4 separate regions of the Homo sapiens genome follow, and regions 1, 3 and 4 are each linked to region 2. Evidence: chromatin loops called from intact Hi-C (ENCODE). Cell type or tissue: PC-3. All regions are shown on one strand.

What was found. Peaks named below come from ENCODE experiments on the same cell type or tissue, not always from the same donor. Only the 100,000 strongest peaks of a DNase experiment are listed, where the experiment ranks them.
Region 1: it touches region 2 in a loop (8-fold over the local background); 67 of 110 quality-filtered maps call a loop at or near these places.
Region 3: it touches region 2 in a loop (7-fold over the local background); 27 of 110 quality-filtered maps call a loop at or near these places.
Region 4: it touches region 2 in a loop (8-fold over the local background); 93 of 110 quality-filtered maps call a loop at or near these places.

The regions. Positions count from the first base shown.
Region 1 is chr21:36,754,378-36,758,377 of GRCh38, reverse strand. It overlaps HLCS (holocarboxylase synthetase), which reads left to right. Exons shown (of 11, transcript NM_001352514.2): 10 at 1,623-1,836; 11 at 3,961-4,000. Among named protein-coding and RNA genes, the nearest start is that of SIM2, 57 kb to the right of the region's middle. RefSeq lists an enhancer at 1,469-1,970. In PC-3, a CTCF peak has its summit at 2,392; a DNase peak (open chromatin) is centred at 1,617; H3K27ac peaks cover 2,702 bases.
Region 2 is chr21:36,925,534-36,929,533 of GRCh38, reverse strand. The region is part of intron 5 of HLCS (holocarboxylase synthetase); the gene reads left to right. Among named protein-coding and RNA genes, the nearest start is that of HLCS-AS1, 39 kb to the left of the region's middle. RefSeq lists a silencer at 1,589-1,781. In PC-3, CTCF peaks have their summits at 1,516 and 1,722 (motif pointing right); a DNase peak (open chromatin) is centred at 1,653; H3K27ac peaks cover 2,853 bases.
Region 3 is chr21:36,660,309-36,664,308 of GRCh38, reverse strand. The region is part of intron 1 of LOC105369308 (a long non-coding RNA gene); the gene reads left to right. Among named protein-coding and RNA genes, the nearest start is that of SIM2, 37 kb to the left of the region's middle. In PC-3, a CTCF peak has its summit at 2,260; a DNase peak (open chromatin) is centred at 2,228; H3K27ac peaks cover 726 bases.
Region 4 is chr21:36,502,035-36,506,034 of GRCh38, reverse strand. It overlaps a transcript of CLDN14 not described here. Among named protein-coding and RNA genes, the nearest start is that of CLDN14, 24 kb to the right of the region's middle. In PC-3, CTCF peaks have their summits at 1,418 and 1,617 (motif pointing left); a DNase peak (open chromatin) is centred at 1,594.

The DNA.
Region 1 (4,000 bases), 170 kb after region 2:
CCAGCACTTCAGGAGCCTGAGGTGGGTGGATTGCTTGAGTCCAGGAGATCGAGACCAGCCTGAGTGACATGGCGAAACCCTGTCTCCACTAAAAATACAAAAAATTAGCTGGGCGTGGTGGTGCCTGCCTGTAGTCCTAGCTACTCAGGAGGCTGAGATGGGAAAATCACCTGAGCTCAGGAGGTTGAGGCTGCAGTGCGCTATGAGGGCTCCACTGCACTCCAGTCTGGGCAACTGGAGTGAGACCCCGTCTCCAAAAAATAAATAAATAAAAATAAAAAATAAAGTAGGGGAATGAAACATTTTCCTATGGTGAGAACCCATAGCTTTTATTGAATTCTGAAGGCCATAGGATGGGGTCTCTGACTTTGGGGATTCAGAGCAGCCAGCAGGGTGCTCACCGGTCCTTAGAAGGACATAGCCTAAGTGGCCAGTAGTGAGTGTTGCTACTCCTCCTAGGAATTCCAGTTTTCTGAACACGGGAGAATTTTCAGTGCTGTACAGCACTTGATTTAATGCCTTACGAACGTTCAGTAGGTGCTTCAGATCCTGTATGTATTGAATGAATGAATACGTGAGCAACTGCAAGTCCTGCCCCTGTTGCTGTAGTTACTTGTTTTTTTTCCAGAGGTAATTGACAATTGCTTTGTATTTTAATAGCCAGTATATTGTTTTAAAATCTGAGACCAGTCAATCCTTCCCTTCACACTGGAAACGGCAGGACACTTGCCGGGAAGGCTGTTGTTACAAATGGCATTGTTCTGCCTGTGGCGAATGTTTTGGGGATTTTTTTTCTTAAAGTCACTGAAAACATGGTAGTTTTCTTACTGCTTAGTTTTTGCAGTATTTCATTTCTTACTGAAGACCTCTCGCAGGCCGATTCAGGGCCCTGCTGAACACTGAAGTCCAGCTTTTCTGAAGACACCGCCCTCTGCCTGGAGAGGATAGTGGTGTTAAGTAACTGCACAGATAAGCCTATTCAGACACCATCCCTGGTAACTCTCATGAAGCCTTGGTTTAGGACCCTGCAAAAAGCCACTGAACATGAGTCGGCGTCTTGCCAACAGCGTAACCTTAGCACCAAAGACTTCCAAGAATAAAGTATTAAAAGATGCATTTCTAGGGTTATGCCATGACCAAGGTTTGAAATCTCTGAGTCCAGAGTTTACTTCCCAAGTCCTGAATAAAACTCTATTTTCAAGCGTGGGATCTGTTATTCAAGCAGGAGAAGAAACCAGAGATTTTATTCTCTCCTGGACTCAGTGCAGAGCTACAATGCTTGGTAGACCACTTATTTCAGAGGCAACACTGATACGTTTTGTCCCATATTTAATAGCTTCTATTGAATTAAATTGAATCAAATGTGGCTTTCTTTTTTCCCACCTTTTTATTTGCAGTAAGGTTGAGATGGTTTTAGCTTGAACAAGAATAATAAAAGAAGGACAAAAAGGAAGATGGACAGAAATACATGTCACTCTTCAAGTGGTTAGAGACACGAAATCTGAAATGAGGACAAGGAAGGAGGAAGTTGACAGTCAAGACTGTAACTTTTTCCATGTGGCAGAGAGGAATGTGTGATGCCATCAACAGGCTGAGCTGCTCAATTGTTTGTTTTTGTCCAGGCTGTGGATTTAATGTGACTAACAGTAACCCTACCATCTGCATCAACGACCTCATCACAGAATACAATAAACAACACAAGGCAGAACTGAAGCCCTTAAGAGCCGATTATCTCATCGCCAGAGTCGTGACTGTGCTGGAGAAACTGATCAAAGAGTTTCAGGACAAAGGGCCCAACAGCGTCCTTCCCCTTTATTACCGATACTGGGTCCACAGGTCAGTGCTGGCTCATCTTCATTCTTTTCAACTCCTTTATTAGTATCTTAGTAGTTCTGTATCTTTTTTTTTTTTTTTTTTTTTTTTTTTTGAGACGGAGTCTCACTCTGTCGCCCAGGCTGGAGTGCAGTGGCACGATCTTGGCTCACTGCAAGCTCCGCCTCCCGGGTTCACGCCATTCTCCTGCCTCAGTCTCTCGTCTCAGTCACCTGAGTAGCTGGGACTACAGGTGCCCGCCGCCACACCCGGCTAATTTTTTGTATTTTTAGTGGAGGTGGGGTTTCACCGTGTTAGCCAGGATGGTCTCGATCTCCTGACCTTGTGATCTGCCCGCCTTGGCCTCCCAAAGTGCTGGGATTACAGGTGTGAGCCACCGCGCCCGGCCGTAGTTCAGTATCTTAAAATGAGGGACCGAGCACTGGTCTGAATGATTATTTTCTGTGTCTCTGTTAGAGAAACTGCAGGGACACCACCTTGACCAAGTTAGCATCACAAGTAATGGAGCAAACGGGCATCTTATGCCTCCTGGTGGGATGCGATGGGAAGAACCGAAATAGTGAGAGAGTTTAACATTGGTTTAATCTGATTCTAATTGTGAGGAAACAATAGACGCATCTAAATTGTCAAACCTTCCAGGTAACAGTGGTTCTCAAAGTGAGATCCCAGGAAGCAGCCTCAGCCTCAACCAGGGGCTACTGCATCAGAAACCCCTGGGCTGGGCCCAGCACCCTGTGTCATAACAGATACTCCAGGGATTCTCATGCAGCTGAAGTCCGAGGACCGCTCACTGATTCCACAACAACAGGCCTGTGCCCTGCAAAAATGTCAGGTCTGCGCACAAACAATTAGACCAAAAGAAGGTGGCAGAATTGTTTGGGATTAGAGAAGACGAAAGAGGCATGACATCTAAATGTAATGTGTGTGATCCTGGATGGAGGGAAATAGCCACAAAGGATATTAAAAGGACAGTGGGAATGACGTGAACATGGACCGTTTGTATCCAGACTTTCTTGAGTGGTCATAGTTAATGCTATTATAATTTTATGGGAGGTTCTTGTTCTCAGGAGATAAAGTATTTAAGCAGAAAGTGTCACAATGCCTGCAGCTTTTAAAAAACTTTTTTTATTTTCACTTTTTTTTTTTTTAGAGAGGGTCTTGCTCTGTCACTGGAGTGCAGTGGTGCCATCATAGCTCACTACTGAAACCTTGAACTCCCGGGCTCAAATGATCCTCCTGCCTCAGCCTCCCAAGTAGCTGAGACAATAGGAGTGTGCCACACGGCCCGCTAATTTAAAAAAAAATTTTTTTGTAGAGGCAGGGTCTCACTATATTGCCCAGGCTGGTCTTGAACTCCTGGCCTCAAGCAATCCTCCCACCTTGGCCTCCCAAAGTGCTAAGGTTACAAACATGAGCTACCACACCCAGCTGCAACTTATCTTTATATGTTGCAGGAAAAAAAAATGTGTGCTTGTGTGTGTTTATGTGTGAAGAAAGAAAGCAAATACAGAAAATATTTTCATTTGGTGTGAGAATGGAAGAGAATATGAGGTTTGTTGCACTATTCTTTCAGCTTTTCTTTAGATTTAAAATTCTTCAAAATAAAAACTTGAGAAAATTCTATACTTCGAAAGCTGTTAAGAAGGACGTGACTTGAGTACATTTGGAAAATATTCAAAAGAAGTAGGATCAGGATGAGTTTCACTTGTGGCTGATATGAGCCAACTTTGTTTTATAAGATAAAACATTGTTTGCCAACTCGGCCTATTTTCCTCCAATCTCAGCCAAAAAACCTAGAGTTGCACAGTGTTTCTTAAAAGCGCTGGGAGGTGAGGAAGTGGTTCCAGCCATCACCGCAGATGACCAGAATTAGGAGGAGTGACGTTGTGTGAAGAAATTTCGACTCCTTGTTGAACTTGCATCCTGCTGGTTATTTGAGCAGTTCTTAAAACCATTCACCAGGGTGGAAGAAAGTCAGAGCTCAGCCCAGGCTGCCTTTTCCCTGCAGCGAGCCTCAGCCCTCTCCCCAGCACGCCCAGCTCTCTCATCATGGATTATTCTTCAGCTCATTGTCTTAAGTCGTCCTGTGACACCTCCCAGTGACCGCACGCTGTTCTTCCTTTTCAGTGGTCAGCAAGTCCATCTGGGCAGCGCAGAGGGACCAAAG
Region 2 (4,000 bases):
TACCTACTTTCTCTTGAAACAAACAAATTATACCTCTCATCCCAACATTTTTTAAAAAGGAGGCACTTTCTTTTGTGTTACACTGTGTCCCTTAGTTTTTGGAGGAGAGCAGAGCTATGAGCTATCTGGGTGTGATGGGCTCACTTGGAGAAGACAGATAGAAAATCTGAGAGCACTGCCAGTCCCCTAGACCTTCTCTGTCGCCTTTTCCTGGGGATGGAGGGCTGGGGCTGGCTACCTTAGCCAGTGCCTGCTCTGAGGCTCCCAGCTGGGGAAGTCCGGGAGTGAGGTGGCCTGGCCTTGCCCTTGGCAGAGCTCCCTGCCCTTTCTCGGAGTTCTGATCATGCTGGTCTTCGGACTTGACCTCCGGACTCTTGGACAGAGTAGTGGATAGGAAGAGTGGCCCTGCCCCAGGTTATTCTCTTGTGAGTGGAAGTTTGGAACTCTTGGCATTTCTGGTGTATTTAGGATGAGTATAACCTGAAATACCCATGTCAGGGCTTTGTATCATGTGTCTGCTTATATTCAAGCACACAACAGATGCTTCACATTTTTGTCCTTCCAGTTTTTTAAACAGCCTGGGGCAGTGGGAGGTGATACTTTTTCACCTGTTCATTGATCAATTGAGGGAGTATTGATTTCCCCTTTCACAAACTTTGGGAATGAAATGCTTGAACATGATTAAAGCAAATATTTGCTCTGTATACACATACATGGACACTCCCTACTAAGCCCCTTATTACATAATAACTTTGGAAAATAATTATTTTCAGAAATGTTCACTTCCCATTGCGGGCCCTCCACTTGGCCTTGTTGATTTTCTTGGATATCTGTGCTGTGGACTACTTTCCTCTCAGCTGCTTATTTCTGACTGAATTCTGCTTTACTTTGGGAGCCCAAGGAATGGAATGAGTACGTGTATGTTGTACATATCCTCATTTCTTAATGTTTATTTTTAGTTTTTGAGGCAGGGTCTTGCTCTGTTGCCCAGGCTGGAGTGTAGTGGTGCAATCATGGCTCACTGCAGCCTCCACCTCCCAAGCTCAAGCGATCCTCCCACCTCAGCCCCCCGAGTAGCTGGGACTACAGGTGTGCATCACCATGCCTGGCTAATTTTTAATACTTTTTGTAGAGACAGGGTTTCGCCATGTTGCCCAGGCTGGTCTTGAACTCCCGAGTTCAAGCAATCTGCCTGCCTTGGCTTTCCAAAGTGTTGGGATTACAGGCATGGCGCTCCCGGCCTCTTAATGTTTATTAACTCTGCTTAGGTGTCCTTGAATCTGCTGTAGAAGGAAATGGCAGAAGTCAAGGTTTTATATGATGTTTTCTTGGAATACAAGTTCTCTAAAGGATTATAGTGCAAATGAATTTGAAGGTGGATATGCACTGCCTGAGGTGGTCTTTCCGGAGGCAGCTGAATTCCTCCTGCATCTAGTCACTGTGCTATGGGTCAGTATTTATAGATCTGGACCACAGAGACTGGGAATGGAATTGGGTTTGTGCTTTGTATTTGGTTTTCTTTCTGGCATCCCTACTTAACAGATCTCAGTCATCCTCACGGAATTAAGTTCCATGGAGAGGATCTTGGCACCCAGTCATCTGCTAAATCCTGCCTGTCCATTTGGCTCATCGCCTGCCTTAGGGATTGGATGCCTGGGCTGGCTTTCTGCTTCCTGTGCCCTGCAAGACACTCTGTTGCTGGGAGTCAAAGATCTCTCACCACAGGGTGTCGCTGCTGAGCTAGGCTGCCTCGCATACAGGACCCTAGAACTATAAAGTTGTTCTTCAGAGATTTAATTTTTTTCTGTCTATATCAGTTTCACATAGTATAATTTTATAGTTTTCCATTATATTGGTGGCACTTTCTTTTGGGTCTGCAGAAATTATTTCAATGTCCCAGTTAATAATATTCATCTTTCATTCAACGTTTACTGTGTCCTAGGTACTATTATAGTATGGGATATGAAAGAACAAAATAAATATGCTAGTTATCTAAATAGTTTTACTGCGTACCAGCTGTGTTTACACAGTTTGGTGCCTTGACACTTGCTCTTTATGACGAATAGCGCAGAAGATTTATGTGCTTCTCCGTTACTGTGATATAACTGGAAAGAATAGTAGCAAGACCCAAAGAGAAAAAACACTCGCCTCAGCGACGGTCAGCCCTTGGCATTTGGGAAGGATGTGCTCGGAGACCTTCATCGACACCCAGACACCATGGTAGCGTGTGATTCCCACTATAAAACCCAGTCATGTGTGGCTCCATCAGTGTCACTGTGCACGATACCAAGAGGAAGCAGGGCTTGGCTGAGATGCAGGCTGTGGGCGGCTGAGCTGGGCTTCCTCCGACCAAGGCTTTCACGTTTAATTGAACCTCCCAGGAGCAGGATTGAAATTTGGGTCTCAGCAAAATGACAAAAAGTTAAACCATAAAACAAACACACAAACACACGTTTACCACACACCTATCTCCGTAGAAAGAAGACTGGGCCAGGTGCAGTGGCTCAAGCCTGTAATCCCAATGCCTTGGGAGGCTGAGGCAGGTGGATCGCTCAAGCCCAGGAATTCGAGACCAGCCTGGGCAACCTGGCAGAATTTCGTATTCTTTACAGAAGATACAAAAATTAGCCAGGCATGGTGGCGCATACCTGTAGTCCTAGCTACTCGGGAGGCTGAGGCAGGAGGATTGCCTGAGCCAGGGAGGTTGAGGCTGTAGTGAGCTATGATTGTGCCACTGCACTCCAGCCTGGGCAACAGAGTGAGACCCTGTCTCAAAAAAAAAAAAAAAAAAAGGAAACAAGACTGGAAGGAAATCTGGTATATATGGGACTTATTTGTGGTGGAGTGCTTAAGGGTGATTTTAATAATCTTTTAAAACTTTCTCTGTATTTTCCAAATTTTCTATAATGATTATATATATAATAAGCCAAATTAGTTATTAGTTATTTTATAATGAGCCAAATTGGTTATTTGTTATGAGTTATTTTATAATGAGCCAAATTAGTTATTAAAAACTAAAAACAAATGACTGCGTGTCATTGGACTTTGAAGGCATCTCACACATGGTCACACTTGAATGTTAAAAGGCAGGGAATCTCATAGGTGTTGATACTTTGGTTAATATTAATATTTGACATATTATTTAGAAAGGGTTCGCTCTGATAGTAAAACACGTGACTCTTGTTCATGGCCTGTGGCAGCTGTGACTTCCAGGGTTAACTGTGAGCTCTGAGTTGGTGTGTGGGGGCCTCCGAGCTGAAGCTGTCCCTTTGCTTCTGTGGGTGGAAGGTACCCCTGGGTGCCCTACCCCTGCTTGGATGTTCCAGTTTCTTGGCAGAGCCCTTTGAACTGTTTCTCCAAGACCATATATATGGGGACCTCTCCATGGCTTCCTCTCTGCAGATGTTGGTGGGTGAGAGACTGATACACCACATGGCTCACTGTGGGGTGTCCGGGGTGCGATCACCTGGTGGCCACCACATCTTCCCGCCACCAGTGGGTGACAGGCAGTCAGCAGCAATACATCTTTACTGTGCTGGGACATGAATGTTTTTGAGAAACACTGATTTTATAGAAGAAACATAATCCTTTCCCTTACAGAACACCAGAAAAAACATAATTCTTTTATATTTTATAGAAACATTTTAATAGATTTTATTTTCTATCGAATCTGATGTTCTAGAGAAAATGTAATTCTTTCCCAGTTGAGAAGCTAGCTGCCTTGTTTCTGTTTCTCTGGGTTCCATTTTCCTTTTTATCTCTGCCAGAGCAATGGCAGAAAGAAAGCACAGGCTGCCACGCTCTGCAGGGTCTCACTGGGAGGGGCAGCTGGCGGGTTAGGACCGGCTGGGACCTGAATCTGTGTGTGGGGCAGAGCCAGCCCCCCACCCTCCACCCCTGCAGAGTTGCCTGCCAGTGGACCCCTTTTGGTCCCCCCAGTGAGTCCAGAGGAAGCAGAAGAAGGTGGGATGTGCCACCCCTAGGAAGGTCGGCACCTTTA
Region 3 (4,000 bases), 270 kb after region 2:
CTCACTCCTGCTGCTTCTCCAGCTTAGATGCAGCTTCCTCCAGGAAGTCTCCTGAGATTTCCAGATGAGGGGAGGGCACTGATGAGGCTGCCCTGGGTGCCCCATTCTCTGCCTCGGGGGATTTGTCCCACATCATTGTGCTATCACCCCGAGTCTGTGAGCTCTGGAAGAGCAGCTGCCAGGCTTGCAATAATCTCTGCAGTAACCCCGGGCTACTGTCAGCACACCACAAATACTCAAGGGACTGAATGAAAGAGGTGGAATCCATCATTCTTTCTTTATTTCCTTGGCTTGAATCCCGCCTTTCATATTCATATTCATATCATATTCCATTTCTGATCTGTTTTTTATATTAAAAGTGTCATCACAAAAATTTAGCTGGGTCATTGCCGTCCCCTTCTAGTTGAGCATTTTGCTATTTTAATGCAAAAATAACTCTTTGAGGGAGAGGTGAACAAAGCTGTTAGATAAAATTAATTGGAGTCATTAAAAGTGAGTAAGTTTTTTTGGGAAAACCAGATTTTAGGGGCCAGTCCGGGGAAGCTCTGCAGGGGAGCAGCAGCTCCCGGGGTTCACCCCGCATTGCTCTCTGCTTTGTTCTGTGACCGCTGGGCTGTGGCAGCTGACTGGTGGTTCTCACTGGTAGCTGCTTAGTGGCGGTGACATATTAATTGAACCTCACTATTTCCAGGTGTGTGGCACACTCCAGGGTCACCAGTGCAGGGGGTTCATGTGTGTTCAATTACTGCTGCGATATGAAGGAATGCAACATGTCATTGTTCAAGTGTCAATTACCACCCCTCGCGGGGCTGCCTGAAAACTAAACCAATCAGCCCCTTCCCTGTGGAGCGTGTTCTGTTTGGGCTTGAAACGCTGTAAAGCACGCTGTAAACCATGTGCGTGTTCTCGAGAAACAGGGAAGAAACAGAGAGCCGAGAGGGGAAGGGCTAAAGGGCTGGTAAATTTATCTGGAAAGTTCAGGCATGTTCCCATTTATTTCCAGAAGGCACTAGGCAGTGTACAGGATATAAGATTGGAATTACAAAGTCACAGAGAGCTGAAATGATTCACTCAAGGATGCAACTATTTGCTAGGGGCCAGAGATGATGAAATATCTGTCGTTGTATATACCGGAGTTTTTATATGAAGCTAGTTTATGGACTTTACTTTTTTTTTTTTTTGAGACAGGGTCTTGCTCTGTCTCCCAGGCTGGAGTGCACTGGCACAATCATGACTCACTGCAGCCTCGACGTCCTGGACTCCAGCAATCCTCCTGCCTCAGCCTCCGGAGCAGCTAAGACTTCAGGCATGAACCACCACGCCTGGCTAATTTTTTTTGTAATTTTTATAGAGATGGGTCTCACTATATTGCCCAGGTTGGTGTCAAACTCCTGAGCTTAAGCAATCTTCCTGCCTCAGCCTCTGAAAGTGCTGGGATTACAGGTATGACCCACAGTGCCTGGCCAACCATATATATATATATATATATATATATATATATATATATATATATATATATGTATATGTGTGTATATATATATATATATGTATGTGTATATATATATGTAGGCCAACCATATATATATATATGTATGTGTGTGTGTATATATATATGTATGTGTATATATATATATATATATATATATATATATATATTTTTTTTTTTTTTTTTTTTTTTTTTTTTTTTGAGATAGAGTCTTGCTCTGTCACCCAGGCTGGAGTGCAGTGGCACGATCTCAGCTCACTGCAACCTCCGCCTCCAGGATTCAAGCAATTCTCCTGCCTCAGCCTCCTGAGTAGCTGGGATTATAGGCGCACGCCACCCTGCCCAGCAAATTTTTGTATTTTTTTTAGTAGAGATGAGGTTTCACCATGTTGGCCAGGCTGGTTTCGAACTCCTGACCTCAAGTGATCCGCCTGCCTCAGCCTGCCTTGGCCTTCCAGAGTGCTGGGATTACAGGCATGAGCCACCGCTCATTTTACATTTTACATTTTAAATGTTTATAGCTAGCATTTACGTGAAGTGCAGAAATATACAATTATCTGCAAGTCTTGGCCCCATGTATATTAATCTAAAGTTGTGATAATGTGGCAATTGAAACATGAAATTAATTTATGTAAAACGTTGAAAAAAGCGAAGGTCTTCTGCCTGCTCCTGCTGTTGTGAACTGTCACCGAATCCTTTCCCCTTTGGATTTATTCGGACCGGCACGAGGCCATGACACACCAAGCCTGTCCCAGGAGGCCCCCTGTTGGAGGGATTGTTCTTTCCTTCCTTCCTTTTTTAAAAGGCATTTTTCTTAGAAGCCAGGAATGGTTATTATAATTAGTATTTATTATACTGTCTTCCTTCCTCAAAGTCACAGTGATCAATCATGTTTACCCTCCTTTAGTGCTGCCCTGTATGGAATAGATATTATCCGCCTTTTTCATAGCAACAAAAAGAGGGTTAACATTCTCATCCCAGGTCACCTGACGAATTATTCCATACTGGAAATCAAAGTGGCTTCAGCTCCACCACTGCTTAGACAAACAAGCCGCATTCCCACTCTCCATTCTTTCACTCTGGGGTGCTGGTAACCCTCTTTTGTTGACCTCTGTGTTTGTTCATCAGTGAGCAAATACTTGTCAAATACCTACTTTTAAATCTGTTCATTGTTGGTTGAAAGAATACAGATCAAATTCCAAACCTCAAAACCACACTGAACTCTTCTCCATAGGAAAAGTGGTCCTTGTTGGCCACTTTGATTTCATGCCGATTTCTTTTCTTTTTCTTCTTCTTCTTTTTTTTTTTTTTTTTTTTTTGACGGCATGATCTCTGTTCACTGCAAGCTCCGCCTCCCGGGTTTATGCCATTCTCCCACCTCAGCCTCCCAAGTAGCTGGGACTACAGGCGCCCACCACCACACCCAGCTAATTTTTTTGTATTTTTAGTAGAGGCGGGGTTTCACCGTGTTAGCTAGGATGGTCTCGATCTCCTGACCTCATGATCCGCCCACCTTGGCCTCCCAAAGTGCCCATTTCTTATTCTTTCTCCTTCCTTCCTTCCTTCCTTCCTTCCTTCCTTCCCTCCCTCCCTCCCTCCCTCCCTTCTTTCTTTCTTTCTTTCTTTCTTTCTTTCTTTCTTTCTTTCTTTCTTTCTTTCTTTCTTTTTTCTTCCTTTCTTCCTTTCTTCCTTTTCTTTTTTTTTGACAGAGTCTTGCTCTGTTGCCCAGGCTAGATAGAGTGCAGTGGCGTGATCTCAGCTCACTGCAACCTCCGCCTCCTGGGTTCAAGAGATTCTCCTGCCTCAGCCGCCCAAGTATCTGGGATTACAGGTGCCTGCCACTGCCCCCGGCTAATTTTTGTATTTTTAGTAGAGACGGGGTTTCACCACCTTCATCAGGCTGGTCTGAAACTCCTGACCTCGTGATCCACTTGCCTTGGCCTCCCAAAGTGCTGGGATTACAGGCGTGAGCCACCGCGCCCGGCCCTTTCCCCTCTTTCTACATCTCTTCCTTTAGTCCTTCCCTTCACAAAGCCTCTGTGTAATCACGTTGCCTTTCCCCTGGAATCTGGACGTCGGCTGCCGAATACATTGAACCCTATGGCACTGCTACTATTCAACGATTCTTAGCTCAAGGCTGCTTGAGCTGTAGCTTGTGCCATTGTAATCAGACTGCACAATACCTGGAAAAGAATTTTTAAAACAACACAATGCCATACAAATCTAAGGTGTGTGTTACTGCTTTTAATATTAATGTAACTACCTCACTTGTTGCTGGATTATCAACAAATGAGGTAGTTGCTTTAATTATCAACTTTCATTGATAATTTACTCATGAGAGCCCTCAATGAGGATCCTTCAAAAGAGCCATGTTCTCCCCTTTTGTGGGTGGTAAGTGGGACCTGATCAGGAAGGAGCACAGCTGGGTGTGCCCTCGTGGACTCTCAGGTGGACAGAAATTGGATGAGCGCCCTGTTGTGGATTGGCCGACCTAAGAGAGAGCAGGTGTCCCTG
Region 4 (4,000 bases), 420 kb after region 2:
CTGGGGGATGAATTTCTAGCAGAGAAATAGCTGAGTTGAAGAGTATTCACTGTTTACATTTTGATAGATATTACCAAATGGCTATCCAAAAAAGACACTGACAGTATGCTAGTGTAACAGGGCATTTTTCAGAGAAGACAAAAGCCAGCTCACAGTTACCCATAAATGGAAGTCCACAGTGCCTTACGCCTCCCCTCCATCCAAGCCGGCTGGCTTTGGGTGGATCAAACCAGGAAGGGGTTAACAATGGACCTCTCTGTGTGTTTCTCTTCTGAACCTAAATATGTCAGACTTGGGCAATCCTGAGTGGTTTTGCATTTTCTTTTCACTGTAACCACCTGAGATCCTCTTGTCCCAAAGTCAGTGCTAGGCTGATTGTCTACATTGGGCAGGCGAACTGCTGGGAGTGGCAATGGTGGAATCTCTGAGCCTTTGCAGAAATGTTAGGTTCTGGTGAGCTGCTGACTGTGGGTTCAGAGGCTGGGACTCCCCGAGGTGTTCTGTTCTTAGGATTTCTTTTTAGCTCTCCAGTCATCCTGTCCTTTATCATCTAAGTGCTCCTGTTCTTCAGCCCTTTCTTAGCTGTTTGGTCTACTAGAACATTATTCAGGAGTATGATGGCTTCATCGTCCTGGAATTGCCTCCTCCAGCAGCTTGGGGTGGGCTGTCTGCAGTGCTTCAAAAGCTATCTGGGCTGAAGGGCTATTTTTTAAAAAATTCCAATCTATTATGGACCAATACTTTTGTAAAATACTAAAAGAATTGAATTACTGGAAAAATGAAATATGAAACAAAGACATATGAAATACAATCCTGATTTCTTTTTATTAGATTTAGCAGACGTAAACCTGTTTAAATTTGTTATACAAGTTTTGAGATACTTACTGTCCATTTCTGTTCTCATATAGTGGAGATTGGTAAGAATTTGAGCAGCATTGCTCTAAGCACGTCTCTGGAAGCTTCATGGGCTTCCTTTTGGCCCTAAAGCTTGTATTGTTTTGCTGAAAAAGTGATTCTCACCCAGCAGGGAAAATCTTCCAGATTTTCAGTCAGGGAGGGCCTGGGTCAATGCCCAGGGTTAACACTGGGCTTGGCTTCAAGCTCAGGACCCAGTCCTATCAGCCCAAATTTTCTTTTCCACCCAGCTTTTCCTATCTCTGGGAGCAGTGACTCATGGGTACAGGGTACCATGATCTGCTGTCTTCAAATCAGAAGATGTCATACTCTTTCCTTCAAGTTTTACTTCTTATTTCATTGAAGTCAACATCAGCCTTCCTATCAGTGTTACCATCTCTTCTCTATAACCCACTGCAGACTAGTCATGAGTTACACGCAAAATGTGAAATTTGGGGATGTGGATAAAAGGGAAGCAATTGTTTTCTATCAAGCCATTAAAACTTTTCAGTTTCCTTTTTAAATAATTGTACACTTCATGAGATACTTCAGATAGGTCTTAACACAAAGAAAGAATGAGCCACAACCCCCTAAAATATGAGGTGGTTAAAATATCTTTTGTCTTTAAAGGGGGTGAATTATTTCAATTTTAAATCCTTGGAGAAAATTGGCTTTCAGATTGCCTTTCGGAACCTGAAGTAGCAGGTCACAGCGGCATCTAGTGGAAGTTAATGGTATAACAGTTGGCCTAGACTAAGCAGAAAAAGAGAATACAGTAATTTCAAAATATTGTATTTTTTTCTTGTTTTTAACTTTTTTCTGAGACAGGCTTGAGTGCAATGGCACGATCATAACTCTCTTCAGCCTCAAACTTCTAGGCTTAAGTGATCCTTTTACCTCAGCCTCACAAGTAGCTGGGACTACAGGCGTGCACCACCATGCCCAGGTAATTTTTTTATTTTTACATATAGATGGGATTTTGCTATGTTGCCCAAGCTGGTCTTGAACTCCTGGCTTCAAGTGATCCTCCCACTTTGGCCTCCCAAAGTGCTGGTATTACAAGCATGAGCCACCACATCTGGCCTTTTTAACATTTTTGAAGTTAGGGTGTGACATACTAGATAGCATGTCATAATTTAATGAATCTATTTTCTTTATCAGTGATACTACATCTTACAATTGATGGCATCTTAATTTCATCAAAATATAATTTTTCATATAAAACTTTGTAGGATGCCATTCATTCAGTAACTCAGTAATATTTATTGAGCATCTACTTATACCTGGAAGCTAATGACTTACTGTATGTATTGTATTCATTGCATATATTTTAGTTGTGTTATATTCAAAACTGTTTATTGTAATGCATAATGTAGACATTTATACATTAATGCATTGATATTAATCAGACCTAACTCCATTAATTTAAAAATCCATTCTTGGCTGGTGTATTAGTTCATTTTCATGCTGCTGATAAAGACATACCCAAGACTGGGCAATTTACAAAGGAAAGAGATTTCATGGAAAACTCATAGTTCCATGTGGCTGGGGAAGCTTCACAATCATGGTGGAAAGAAAAGAGGAGCAAGTCATGTCTTACATGGATGGCGACAGGCAAAGAGAGAGCTTGTGAGGGAAACTCCCATTTTTAAAACCATCAGATCTCTGTCACGAGAACAACGTGAGAAAGATCTGGCCCCATGATTCAATTACCTCCCACTAGGTCCCTCCCACAACGCATGGGAATTCAAGATGAGATTTGGATGGGGACAGAACCAAACCATATTAGCTGGGCATAGTGGCTCATGCCTGTAATCCTAACACTTTGGGAGGGCAAGGCAGGTGGATCACTTGAGGTCAGGAGCTCAAGACCAGCCTGGCCAATATGGTGAAACCCTGTCTCTACTAAAAATACAAAAATTAGCCCGGAATGGTGGTGCACACCTGTCATCTCAGCTACTTGGGAGGCTGAGGCAGGAGAATCTCTTGAACCTAGGAGGCAGAGGTTGCAGTGAGCCAAGATTGTGCCACTGCACTCCAGCCTGGGCGAAAGAGTGAGACTCTATCTCAAAAAACAAAAAAATCCATTCTTGTCTAAACCCAGTAGTTCTCAAGCTGGCTGCATGTTAGAACTGTCTGTACAGTTTTCTAAACCATCAGTTCTCAGACCACACTTCTCAGAGATCTGAATTAATTGGTCTAGGAGTGGGGCCCATTCATTAAGAATTTTTCAAAGCTTCCCAAGTGTTCTAATGTGTAGCCTGGGTTGAGAACATTTTCCTTCCTTTAGGTCAGATGGATTCAAGATTACATAGATGTTTTAGTAGTTGGGAAATATAAGTGTTTGGTTTTATAGTAGACAACTCGTATCTTTATTACCATTTATGAATGCAAAGAAACCCTATCTATTAAAGCATTAGTGGATAACACTGAAACCATGATATTTAAGGAAATATTGGCTCCTAAAGACATCCGTGTCAAATACTGTACAATTTGCATTTGATTCTTACACACCCAACATTATTTGAAGTGAACACCATAATAAGATCAGGAATGCTGATGAAGTGTAAAACAGTAGCTGTAAAGTTTACAAGATGTCTCAGTAACATGAAGCCTCTCAAGTGATGTCTATGCACTAAAAGAAAGCAATCTAAGATATCAGTTCCTCGGAATATCCTTTTCATGGCTGAAAGTGAACTCTGCTCATTTCAGGACTGACCCCTAAGCATACTACAGAGATGGCATAATGCTCTTGACCCCCTAGCTGGTCCAGTAGTATAATGTGATACCACATCAGACCTCAACAGGCATAAGAATAGTATTTCATGGGAGCCAGCCTGCAGAAGAAAGGACGCTGTTCATTTCTGGACCCTACCTCTTGCTAACTTTGTAATGTTGGACAAGTTATTAAACTCATCAAATCTGTTGTTTCCTGGTATGCACAATTCGGATAATAATTCTAAGGTTCAGCTATTGCGGATGTTGGAGTTAACATAGGTAAAAACATGCTACTCCTCATGATGGTTCCCTGTGACTGCTTTTGGCTCATTGTGGTGTGTTACAGAATATTCAAGAAAGAATAGCACCATTAACCCCTTCCATCCTG